Regions from separate parts of the Homo sapiens genome. Here region 1 is linked to region 2. The links are chromatin contacts, found by Hi-C or POLR2A ChIA-PET in ENCODE. All regions are on one chromosome and are shown on one strand. The core of a region is the stretch at or near the end of the contact, and the rest is flanking DNA. Distances in the headings are between cores, read along the strand shown. Region 1 has its middle 67 kb from the start of SNORD17. Region 2 has its middle 48 kb from the start of BANF2.

Region 1 (5,938 bases), core at 1,330-3,829, 150 kb after region 2:
GAACTCATGGTGATAGAGAGTAAAAGGATGGTTACCAGAGGCTGGGAAGGGTAGTGGGGTGGGGGTAGAGTGGGGATGGTTAACGGATACAAAAATATAGTTAGATAGAATAAATAAGATCTAATATTTGATAGCACAACAAACTGACAGCAGTCAACAATAGTATATTATACATTTAAAGACAACTAAGAGTATAACTGGATTGTTTGTAACACAAAGAAAGGATAAATGCTGGCTGGATGCAGTGGCTCATGCCTGTAATCCCAGCACTTTGGGAGGCTGAGGCGGGTGGATCATGAGGTCAGGTGTTCAAGACCAGCCTGGCCAACATAGTGAAACCACATCTCTACTAAAAATACAAAAAAAAAAAAGGGAAATTCAGATACACGTTACAACATGGACGAATCTTGAGGACATTATGCTCAGTGAAATAAGCCAGTCACAGAAGGACACATACTGCATACAAGGTACCTAAAGTGTCAAATTCACAGACAGAAAGTAGAATGTGGTTGCCAGGGCCTGCAGAGAGAGGGAATGGGGAGTTATTTAATGGGTATAGAGTTTCAGTTTTGCAAGATGAAAAGTTCTATTACACAACAAGGTGCAAACAGTTAATACTACTGTACTATACACTTATAAATGGTTCAGATGGTAAATTTTATGCTATGTGTTTTTTTTACTACAATTAAAAATAAAATTGTCTCATCAAGGAGCAAGCACCCTGGGGTTTTCATACAACTCCCATCCCTCGCCCACCAGCTGAGAATCACTCTTGAGGTGTTAACTCCCCACACTCCAAGGGCCATAGAGCATGCCCTGTAGAGAGATACAGGGAGCCACAGGCACACATGGAATGGTCTGAGGTCACCTCCCAGTGCCCGGGAGACATTGGGGCACTGACCACATCTGCCATATCATTTACCTTTGAGTCCTCTGTAAAACAGGAATGATAAATACCTACCTCGATAGACCAGTTGCAAAGGCTACTTTGAACATACGCAGACTTAGACTTAACACAGTGCCTGGCCCACAGTTAAAATGTTATAATCAGGCTGGGTGGTGTGATGGCTCCCACCTGTAATCCTAACACTTTGGGAGGCTGAGGTAGGAGAGTTGCTTGAGCCCAGGAGTTCGAGACCAGCCTGGTCAACATAGCAAGACCCCATCTCTACAAAACTTTTTAAAATTAGCTGGATGTTCATCTGAGATGTGAGGATCTGAAAAAAAAAATTAGTCTGATGGGCTGGCCCACGCCTATAGTCCCAGCTGCTTGGGAGGCTGAAGCAGGAGAATCCCTGGAACCCTGGAGGTTGAGGCTGCAGTGAGCTATGATGGTGCCACTGCATTCCAACCTGGGTGACAGAGTGAGATTCTGTCTCTAAATAAATAAATAATTTAAAAATTAGTGGGGTGGCTGGGTGCAGTGGCTAACACCTGTAATCCCAGCACTTTGGGAGGCCGAGACAGGCGGATCACCTGAGGTCGGGAGTTCAAAACCAGCCTGACCAACATGGAGAAACCCCGTCTTTACTAAAAATATAAAATTAGCCGGGAGTGGTGGCACATGCCTGTAATCCCAGCTACTCGGGAGGCCGAGAGGCAGGAGAATCGCTTGAACCTGGGAGGCAGAGGTTGCAGTAAGCTGAGATCCCGCCATTGCACTCCAGCCTGGGCAACAAGAGCGAAACTCCGTCTCAAAAAAAAAAAAAAAAAATTAGCAGGGCATGGTGGCACACACCTGTAGTCCCAGTTACTTGGGAAGCTGAAGTGGGAGGATCCCCTGAGCCCAGGAGTTCCAGGCTGCAGTGAGCTATGAACAAGCCACTGCACTCACTCCAGCCTGGGCAACACAGCAAGGCTGTCTCTTAAAACAAACAAAAAGACTATAATCATTGTACACATCTGCCTTGTCTATTGGCAGGAACAGCGCCAGGACGGCAGGGGAAGAGCTCCGTTTCCCTCCCTGCTCTGGCTCCCTTTAAAGGTGGCTGCCTCTCAGCCTCCTGGCCCACCCGGCCTTCAGGGCCACAGGCCTCAAGCCAGCTGGACACCTCACACCGGACAGCTCTGCCCTGGGAATCCTGGAACCCCCTGCTAGTAGGCGCCACGACCCAGGTCGAGGAATGCCCTCAGCACAGAGACTGTCCCCTGGGGCAGCTCGCCCTACTGCCTGATAAGGGCGGCTCCTTCGCGGCTCCCAGACTCTGGAGCCTGCGGGCTGGGCTGCAGCCAAACGCAGACACCCCTCTAATGCCGACAGCCTGGCCCCCTTACCCTGTAGCTCTCCGCCCTCAGGATGCATTCTTCCCCAGAAGCTCCCTGCCCACCCCCACCTGGAAGGCCTCCCTCGTCTGAATCAGGGCGCACACAGCTGAGTCTCCAGCGCGGACACCCCGTCACCCCAACACCCTTCTCCTCCCCCCGAACAACCGCTTACGATTTTTAGAAATCAGTAAAATACATGCCCAGCTCCAAACTTTTGGAAGCGCCTCAGAGTTTTGCAGAGCATAGCAGTGGTTCTGGGCTCCCCAGTGCACCCCAGACTTGGCTCCCTCCTGCCCAGCCCACAGCCGCGTCCCGAGAGTGAAGGGGAAGCACAGGCAGCCCTTTCCGCCGCCCCCGCTGGCATGACATCACCTTCCCCACGCCGAGAAGCTGAAGTCTTTCTCATTTTGTTTCATGCTCCAAGCGCAGCTTTAAAAACCTTTCCTGGAGGTGGGGAGGGAAAATACCCAAAATATTAGCCGTGGCTACAGCTGGGTGTAGGATGCAGGGAGTTACTGTTTCCTTCTTTATACGTTTGTATTTTCCACAATGACCACATTCTATTTTTTATTGTCAGGAAAACGAATGAGTGTTTTTTAAGTAAGCAATTTAGAAGCCTATTTGGTTGCCTTCAGCATTTTTCAGGGCCTCAGCTCGTTTCTGGAGCCAGCTTTTCAGCCGCTCTTCTCTCCGTTCTCTCGCTCTCTGAGTGGAGTTCTCTGCCTTCCACCCTTTGCTTCTGTCCTTTGAAAATGTGAGCGAAGCACAGTTGCTTGTGCAAACCACACCAGCCTCCTGAGATCCTCTCGATTTTCCTTCTCACTGGGAATATTTTTCATCAGAATTTATTCTCCCAAACTAAGAAAGGGACCTCATGTCCCCGCTCATCTGATGCACTGAGAACACAGCATCATTTTCCCAGTATTCTTGCCAAGAATACACAACCTGAGGCTTATCATGAGGAAACATCAGGCAGACCCAAACTGAAGGACATTCTACAAGAAAACTGCGTGGACTCTTCAAAAATGTCAAGGTCAGGAAAGACAAAGAAAGCCCAAGGAACTGTCGCCGATTGGAGGAGATTAGAGACAGGGCAACCAACTGCAGCACGTGATCTGGGATATTGTGTTGCTATAAAGGACATTACTGGGACAGTTGGTGACATCTAAATCTGAATACGGTCTGTAGATTAGCTAATTGTATTGAATCAGTGTTCGTTTCCTGACTTAGTCACTGCACTGTGGCTGTGTAGCAGAATGTCCTTTACTTTTTAGGAATTATACACTGAAGCTTTGGGAGATAGAGGGCATCACATCTGCAATTTACTCTCTTATGATTCAGAAAAATATATATATTTGTACACACAGACAGAGAAAACAGTAAGGCAAATGTGGCAAAAATGTTAATATTTGGGGAATCTTGATGAAGAGTTTAAAAAAAAATCCTTTTGTTCTGTTCTTAGAATTTTTCTGTAAGTCCCTTTGCTTCTGACCTCTGGGTTAATGCAGTTGACACAACAGCCTGACTCCTAGGCTGACTGCTGACTAATTCTTTGCTTGATGCTCTTGACCTTGGACTGTGTCCTCCCCCGATTTAGCCCCTGTAGAGACAGTGAGCAGGAAGACTAGTTTGGTGAATAATAAATCCGCTGTCACTGCCACCATCACCACCAACAGGGGCAGAGGGACTTTTGCTGAGCACTCACTATGTAAGTCAATGCTCCCATACCCTGAGTGATGTACACAGTACTTCACTCAGTCCTCACAGTAGTCTTCTGAGGTTGCCATTACAATCCCCAATCTACAGATAAAGAAACTGAGGCTCAGAGAGATGAACTCACTTACCTAACGTCACAGCAGCTATTAAGTGGCAAGGCCAGAATTGACCCACAAATCTCTAGAACCCCACAGTCTTACACTAATCTGCCCTGACACTGGTAAGGAGACTGACTGGCTGTACTCTGTTCTGATATTTTCTCTCCTGATTCTCCTTTGCTGAAATAATAGAAACAAAAATAATTGTACCAGCCATAAAAAAATGAAATCCTGTCATTTTCAACAACATGGATGAACTTGGAGGACATCATATTAAGTGAAATAAGCCAGACACAGAGAGACAAATACTGCATGATCTCACTCATATGTGGAATCTAAAAAAAAAAAAAAAAAAAATTGATCTCATAGAAGAAGAGTCAGAGAGTCCAACAGTGGTTACCAGAGCCTGGGAAGGGCAGGGGAGAGGGGAGGATGGGGAGAGGTCGGTCAACAGGTACAAATTACAATTAGATGGGAGGCATAAATTCTGGGGTTCTGTTACACAGTAGGGTGGCTATGGTTAACAGTAAGATATTGTATATTACAAAATAGCTAGAGGAGAGGCTTTTGAATGTTCTCACCACAAGGGAATGATAAATGCCTAAGGTGATTGACATGCTAACTACCCTAATTTGACCATTATACAATATATGTATTAAAATATCAAACTGCACCCCATACCTATGTACAATGATAATGTGTCAATTAAACTAATTAATTTTAAAAAATTATTATAAAGCTATGCTGCTCCATAGAGTGACCACATGTAGCTGTTTAAATTTAATAAGGCTGGGCATGATGGCTCATGCCTGTTATCCCAGCACTTTGGCAAATCAAAGCAGAGAATTGCCTGAGGCCATGTGTTCAAGACCAATCTGGGCAACACAGTGAGATCCATCCCTAGAAAAAATAATTTTAAAATGAGCTGGGTGTGGTGATGCTTGCCTATAGTCCTAGCTTGACTGGGAGTTTGAGGCTGCAGTGAGCTATGGCATGCCACTGCACTCCAGCCTGGGCAACCAAGCTGAGCTCTGTCTCTAAAAATTAATCAGTTAATTAATTAATTAATTAGAATTAAGTAAAATCTGAAATTCAGTTCCTCAGTCTCACTAGCCACATTTCAACTGCTGATTAGCTCCATGTGGCTTGTGGCTACAATTATTGGACAGAGCAGATTGTAAAACATTTCTAACACGGCAAAAAGTTCTATTGGACAATGCCGTTCCAAAAACTTTTACATGTGTTCATGAAGATACAAAAAATGAAAAATAAACAAAAAAAAATTTACATACCCTTCACTGACCAAGATAATTTTTTATTCAAAGTTAACTTATTTTTAAGATAAAACTTCAAACACAAAATTGACTTCAACACTGTTCTCACTTGTCACACAGAAACCAACTTTTCAGCCGCGGCAGCATCAGGTGTTAGGGAGAGACACCTCCTGGCAGCACATGGAATTACAACCTAGCACAATCAGACACTGGAACCAGCCAGGGACTGGGTTTCAGCAGCCATCGGTGGAATACCAGGAGATTCCCAAGAGTGGGAGAAAAATCCCATACCAAGAAACAATCATGGATAAGGCACCAGGAAGACATACTAGGTTACAAAAGCCCATCCAAGGCCAGGCGCAGTGGCTCACGCCTGTAATCCTAGCACTTTTGGAGGCCAAGGCGAGCAGATCACTTGAGGTCAGGAGTTCGAGACAAAAGCCCATCCACCACCAGACATAAATCTCCTGTGTCACATCCCTCAAGCCATGCATGGCTGCACAGAGATACATAATAATAAGTGTCGGTCATTTGAATAAATAAATGATTGATTGATTAATTCTGATTATTTCAGAACTCTACCAT
Region 2 (5,208 bases), core at 491-2,990:
TAGACAATAGGTTTGGGATCCAAACAGAAGGAAAGACTGGCCTTGGCTAGGAGGACACCCACAGTGGGCCATAGGAGGGAAGGCAGAGCAGGCAGCCCTGATGCAGAGAAGAAGGTGTTGTGGTAGTGGGAGTTTAAGGAATTTCTCTTCTGGTGGCTTCTGTTTTCTCAGTGCAACAGGAAGCAAGATGGCAGGCTATGAATGAGAATGGGGAGTAAAGATGAAGTGTGAGCTAGTTGTCTAGGACAGTGGAAAGGTGGATACATTTTTATAAAGAGAAGGTATAACAATATAGACATATATATATATACTATAACAGTATAGGATAAACAATATAGATTAGCCAAGTAGATAGATGATAGATTAGATAGATAGATAGATAGATAGATAGATAGATAGATAGATAGATGATAGATATAGATGGATTGGATGATGGATAGATAGATAGAGATCCATTATCCATAGCATAGATCCTGGCTATTCTATGATACATGCATAGAAAAAACTGTGGAAAGAGAGATGCTGAACTGCCAGCAGTGGTTATCCTTGAGGGATGTGATTAAAAGGCCCTTTCACGCTCCACTCTATGCAGTAGTCCAGCATTTAAATTTTTGCACTAAGTATTACTTTTACAAATCAGAAAAAAGCAAGACAGACATTTCCATTTTGGAACACAAAGCATTAGAGCTGTAGAGAGCAGGGGGACGAGGTCCTGGGACAGCATTCTGTGGGCTCACACCCATCCTTCTCCCTCTGTGTCGCTGTCTCGCATCAGGAGCTCTCTTTCTAAGCCGAAGACAGCGCCTCCTACATTTCTCTGTCTTGGAGATTTTTGGATCTCCTTACACCTTCCAATTTTAATTCTCTGGTTACTTTTCCAAGGCCAAGGTCACCTTGGCGAAATGCAGGGTGGCTGTCTTTCTTTCTTGACTCATTTCTTTGTGCCTGTTTCTAGCAGATTCTTCAAAGCTGTGCACTGGTGCCCCCTTGATAGTAAAGTCTCTGTTTTATTTTAAGGATAATCTTTAACTGCACAAACTATGCTGCTTTAGTGCTTGGCCTGGTGATTGATTCTTCTTGGACCAGATTGAGAAGCCACTGTAGCCAGGGCACTGGGCAGAGAGTTAGAGGGCCGGATAATGCCATTAAGTGGGTGGGGGGCCAATGACAAAACACTTAGTTTGTCTGAGTTGCTGTTTCTTGGACTGTTAAATGAGAAAAGTAACTGATTTTCTTACCTCCTAGCTTTGTTTTGAAGAAAGCTCAAAAGTAGACATGAAGGCATTTTAAATAGAAAAGGAGGTGAGGTGGCCGAGTCCGGTGGCTCACACCTGTAATCCCAGCATTTTGAGAGGCTGAGGTGGGTAGATCACAAGGTCAGGAGTTCGAGACCAGCCTGGCCAACATGGTGAAACCCCATCTCTACCAAAAAGACAAAAATTAGCCAGGCATGGTGGGGCGTGCCCGTGATCCCAGCTATTCAGGAGGCTGAGGCAGGAGAATTGCTTGAACCCAGGAGGAAGAGGTTGCAGTGAGCCAAGATCACACCACCACACTCCAGCCTGGGTGACAGAGCAAGACTCCATCTCAAAACAAAACAAAACAACAACAAAAAAAAGCAAAGGAAGTGAGGTGCTGTGCAGCAATGGAACATGCAGTTATTGATATATTTTACTTTGGACAGCAGCTGCAGATGACTAACATTGGTGGCAGCTCCTCAGACCTCACCGTCTGTGTGCATGAGTCAGTGCAGGCTACGCTGTGCTGTGATAGCAACAACCACCCCCAGGAGCTCAGTGGCTTAGGACAGCAAAGCTGTCTATCTCATGCCCATTCCGTGCCCATCTCAGGTCTGCTGGGACAGCTCTGTGTTGTCCTGTCTCCACAACCTGAGCTGACACAGCAACCTCATCTTGAATGTATGCAGGATACTTCAGCAGAAAGAAGTGTCTCACACTAGCCATTAAATGCTCTGGCTCAGAAGTGACATGTCACTTTCACTAACAAACGGCTGGTCAGCACCAGTCACATGGCCCCACCCAGCCCCAAGGGGACCAGGTAGTGCTGTCTGCTGGGAGAGGAGAGAATGGAAAATTGGGGTGAACATCACAAATCACTACCATGTGAACCTATCTTGGGAGTGGGGGTGAGAGTCACAGGAAGTCCCCGAGAAGGCTCTGTTATAGGCAATGTTTGCCCCTTTTTTGTCTTTTTACAGATTTACAATGACTGAGTTTCTTAACCAATGTGCGTGGGTACGATGAATAAATCGTGGATTTACATTGTGAAAACTTTGGAAAATATAGGGGAATGTATAGAAGAAAATGAATAAGTTAGGAAATAAACCCTATCATCTAATATTTTATCGGATTTCTTTCCAGTCTTTTTTCAATTGCCTATAGGTACATTTTTAAATAATAGCTTTATTTCAATAAAATTTGTATACCATAAAATTTGTTCTTTTAAAGTGTACAACTTGGTGGTTTTCAGTATATTCACAGAGTTGATACAACTCTCGCCACTATTTGATTTTAGAATATTTTCATCACCCCAAAAAGGTATCCCCCTAGCAGTTGCTCCCCTCCCCCAGCCCAACCCAGCCCCTGGCGATCACAAATGGACTTTGTGTTTCTATGGATTTGCCTGTTCTGGACCTTTCATGTAAATAGAATCACATGCTGTGTAGTCTTTTGTGACTGGCTTCTTTCACTTAGCATCATGTTTTCAAGGCAAATCAATGTCACATGTATGCTGTATATTTTCAAAAGCAAATTGAGAGGCTGGGCGCAGTGGCTCATGCCTGTAATCTCAACACTTGGGAGGCCAAGGCGGGCAGATCACCTGAAGCTAGGAGTTCGAGACCAGCCTGGCTAACATGGTGAAATCCTGTCTCTACTAAAAAATGCAAAAAAATTTAGCTGGGCATGGTGGCGCATGCCTGTAATTCGAGCTACTTAGGAGGCTGAGGCAGAAGAATCGCTTGAACCCAGGAGGCAGATGATGCAGTGAGCCAAGATCACGCCACTGCACTCCAGCCTGGGGGACAGAGAGACGTCTCAAAAAAATAATTTAATAAATAAATAAAATTTTAAAATTTTAAAAATGATCTTATCAAACATAAGTTATCCTGTTTCTTTCATTTGTATGCTTTAAACATTTTCCCTCATCATTAAATCTTTTTGGAAAAATGGCTGTTTTTTTTTTTTTTTTTTTTTTTTTTAAGATGGAGTCTCGCTCTGTCGCCCAGGCTGGAGTGCAGTGGCCCTATCTCGGCTCACTGCAACTTCTGCCTCCCAGGTTCAAGTGATTCTCCTGCCCCAGCTTCCCGAGTAGCTGGGACTTCAGGCGCACACCACCACACCAGGCTTATTTTTGTATTTTTAGTATAGACGGGGTTTCACCATGTTGGCCAGGCTGGTCTCGAACTCCTGACCTCAGATGTTCTGCCCACCTTGGCCTCCCAAAGTACTGGGATTACAGGCGTGAGCCACCTCACCCAGCCTGAAAAATGGTTTTTAACGGCTATGTGTATAACAATCCATCAAATTTGTGTCCAATAATGTGTTGATTTGTGCCTTCTCTTTTTGACTTTTTGGCTTTCAGTTTTTTCACCATTACAATCAAAGCTTTTATGAGCAGCTATATACGTATTTTTTAAAAAATGAATGAGTGAATTCTAAAACAGAAATCTTTGCAATATTTTCCATTCTTCTTTTAAGGAAGATGCCTAAGAATGCATTTAACTGAATAAGAAGGCAGAAACATTTTTAAGACTTTTGATTCTTACTGCAGCTGGTTTTTCTAGTCACCAACCTGGGGACTGGCTTCATGTTAGTCTGATGACATCCTACCCCATCTCAGAGTAAAACCAAATTTCTTAAGATGGTCTGGAAGACCCTGCACAATCTGGACCTATTCCTTCTCTCATCTCCTCTCCACCCTGGCCATACCGGCCCCTTGTTGGTCCTTAAACACACCAGAGCCGCTTGTTGGCAGAGAGGCCTCCCAGCCTCTGCACGGCTCCTCCTGTGCCTGGAGCAGCCTTCCCCAGCCTCCACCCAGCTCACTCACCCTTTAAGACTCTGCTTACACTTTCGCAGGAGGCCCTCTCATTAAAAACACCGCCCCTATCTCCTCTACCAGCTTTATAAAATGTTTTTTCTTCACAGTAGCCCTTATCATCTTCTAATATAATTTTAAAATGTACTTATTTTATTATGTCAACCCATTCAAATTAATCACTAGGGCCTGGCCCTGTGCCTAGTATGAGTAGGCATGCAATAAGTAAGTGTTGAATCAAGCCAATGGCCAGCACTGAGAGCTGGGGGCCTCTACTGCCCAGCCATCCGACCCTCTTCCCCGGCCATCAGTGGGAGCTCTGGTGTTCTACTAAGTCCCCGTCAGCTGTTCCTTCTTGACTCAGCTCTGGAGCAAACTAGAAAGACAACTGCCTCAAGGGTTGTTTGTTCTGCCTTGTGGTGAAACCTGGAAGAGGTTGACCCTGAGAGAAAAATTCGCTCGTGACTGGGGTGAGCAAAGGTTTGTTTCTGGGAGGCGTGCAAAGCTTCCCAGGGCTCACACAGGGTGGAGCCCTCCAGGGACCCCCAGTGGCCCACCCAACTTCCAGACCCTGACTGCCCATGGGACAGACTCAGGTGCTGTGACCTCACCAGGACCTGCCAGGGATCAAACTCTCATGCCCAAACAAGGACGGCAGCCCCCTGGTGCTCCTGAAAGCAGGCAGTTTCCTGAACAGCCACAATGTGACCCAAGCGATGGGGCGGGAGAGGAAGAACCCACGGGAAGCAGGGAAATCCCTTGGCTGGCTGAGTCCGGCAAAGCCGCGGGGACCTCTCGGGAACCTCCCCATTGTGTAACACTTCCGGCCAGTCTCCTTAGGCTTCCAGGGCAGGCACAGGATCAAAATTCCCAAACCTAATACAGTTATGTTTTTAAAGTGTCCATAAGTCAATGGACAAACAATGCCCCATAATTAATGGCCTCAGGGTTGGGCCCTCAGCAAAGGAAGCAAAATCAGAGCTGCTCGGGGTCACCCACAGGCAAGCAGGCCCCTCCTTAGACCAAAGGGCTTCTCTCTCACTCCCCATAAGGATGTTGTCCACCCAGGCCCCTGGGGGCCCAGCCACTACTGAGGTTACCCACTCCTGGCTCAGAACATTCTGGAATTCCTCCTTTGGAATGGCCACT

Evidence for each region. A loop is a pair of places that touch in the nucleus more often than their neighbours do. ChIA-PET counts read pairs that join two places held with the same protein, here RNA polymerase II (POLR2A). Pooled maps may share reads with other maps.
Region 1: a map of heart right ventricle shows a loop between it and region 2 (15-fold over the local background). The contact joins two enhancer-like sites. A Hi-C loop is called at or near these places in 10 of 168 maps with a recorded cell type or tissue (Right ventricle myocardium inferior, cardiac septum, endothelial cell of umbilical vein and 4 more) and 11 of 50 pooled maps. POLR2A ChIA-PET finds 5 or more read pairs at or near these places in 4 of 52 experiments (MCF 10A, T-cell, WTC11 and 1 more).

What each region holds. Positions count from the first base shown.
Region 1 is chr20:17,893,177-17,899,114 of GRCh38, forward strand. No RefSeq gene overlaps it. Among named protein-coding and RNA genes, the nearest start is that of SNORD17, 67 kb to the right of the region's middle. RefSeq lists enhancers at 2,334-3,010, 2,665-2,804. Within about 2 kb of position 2,580, at least 26 of the 41 ENCODE cell types and tissues checked have a DNase peak (open chromatin) inside an H3K27ac peak, as active enhancers do.
Region 2 is chr20:17,745,776-17,750,983 of GRCh38, forward strand. No RefSeq gene overlaps it. Among named protein-coding and RNA genes, the nearest start is that of BANF2, 48 kb to the left of the region's middle. RefSeq lists an enhancer at 4,771-5,208. Within about 2 kb of position 1,741, at least 2 of the 41 ENCODE cell types and tissues checked have a DNase peak (open chromatin) inside an H3K27ac peak, as active enhancers do.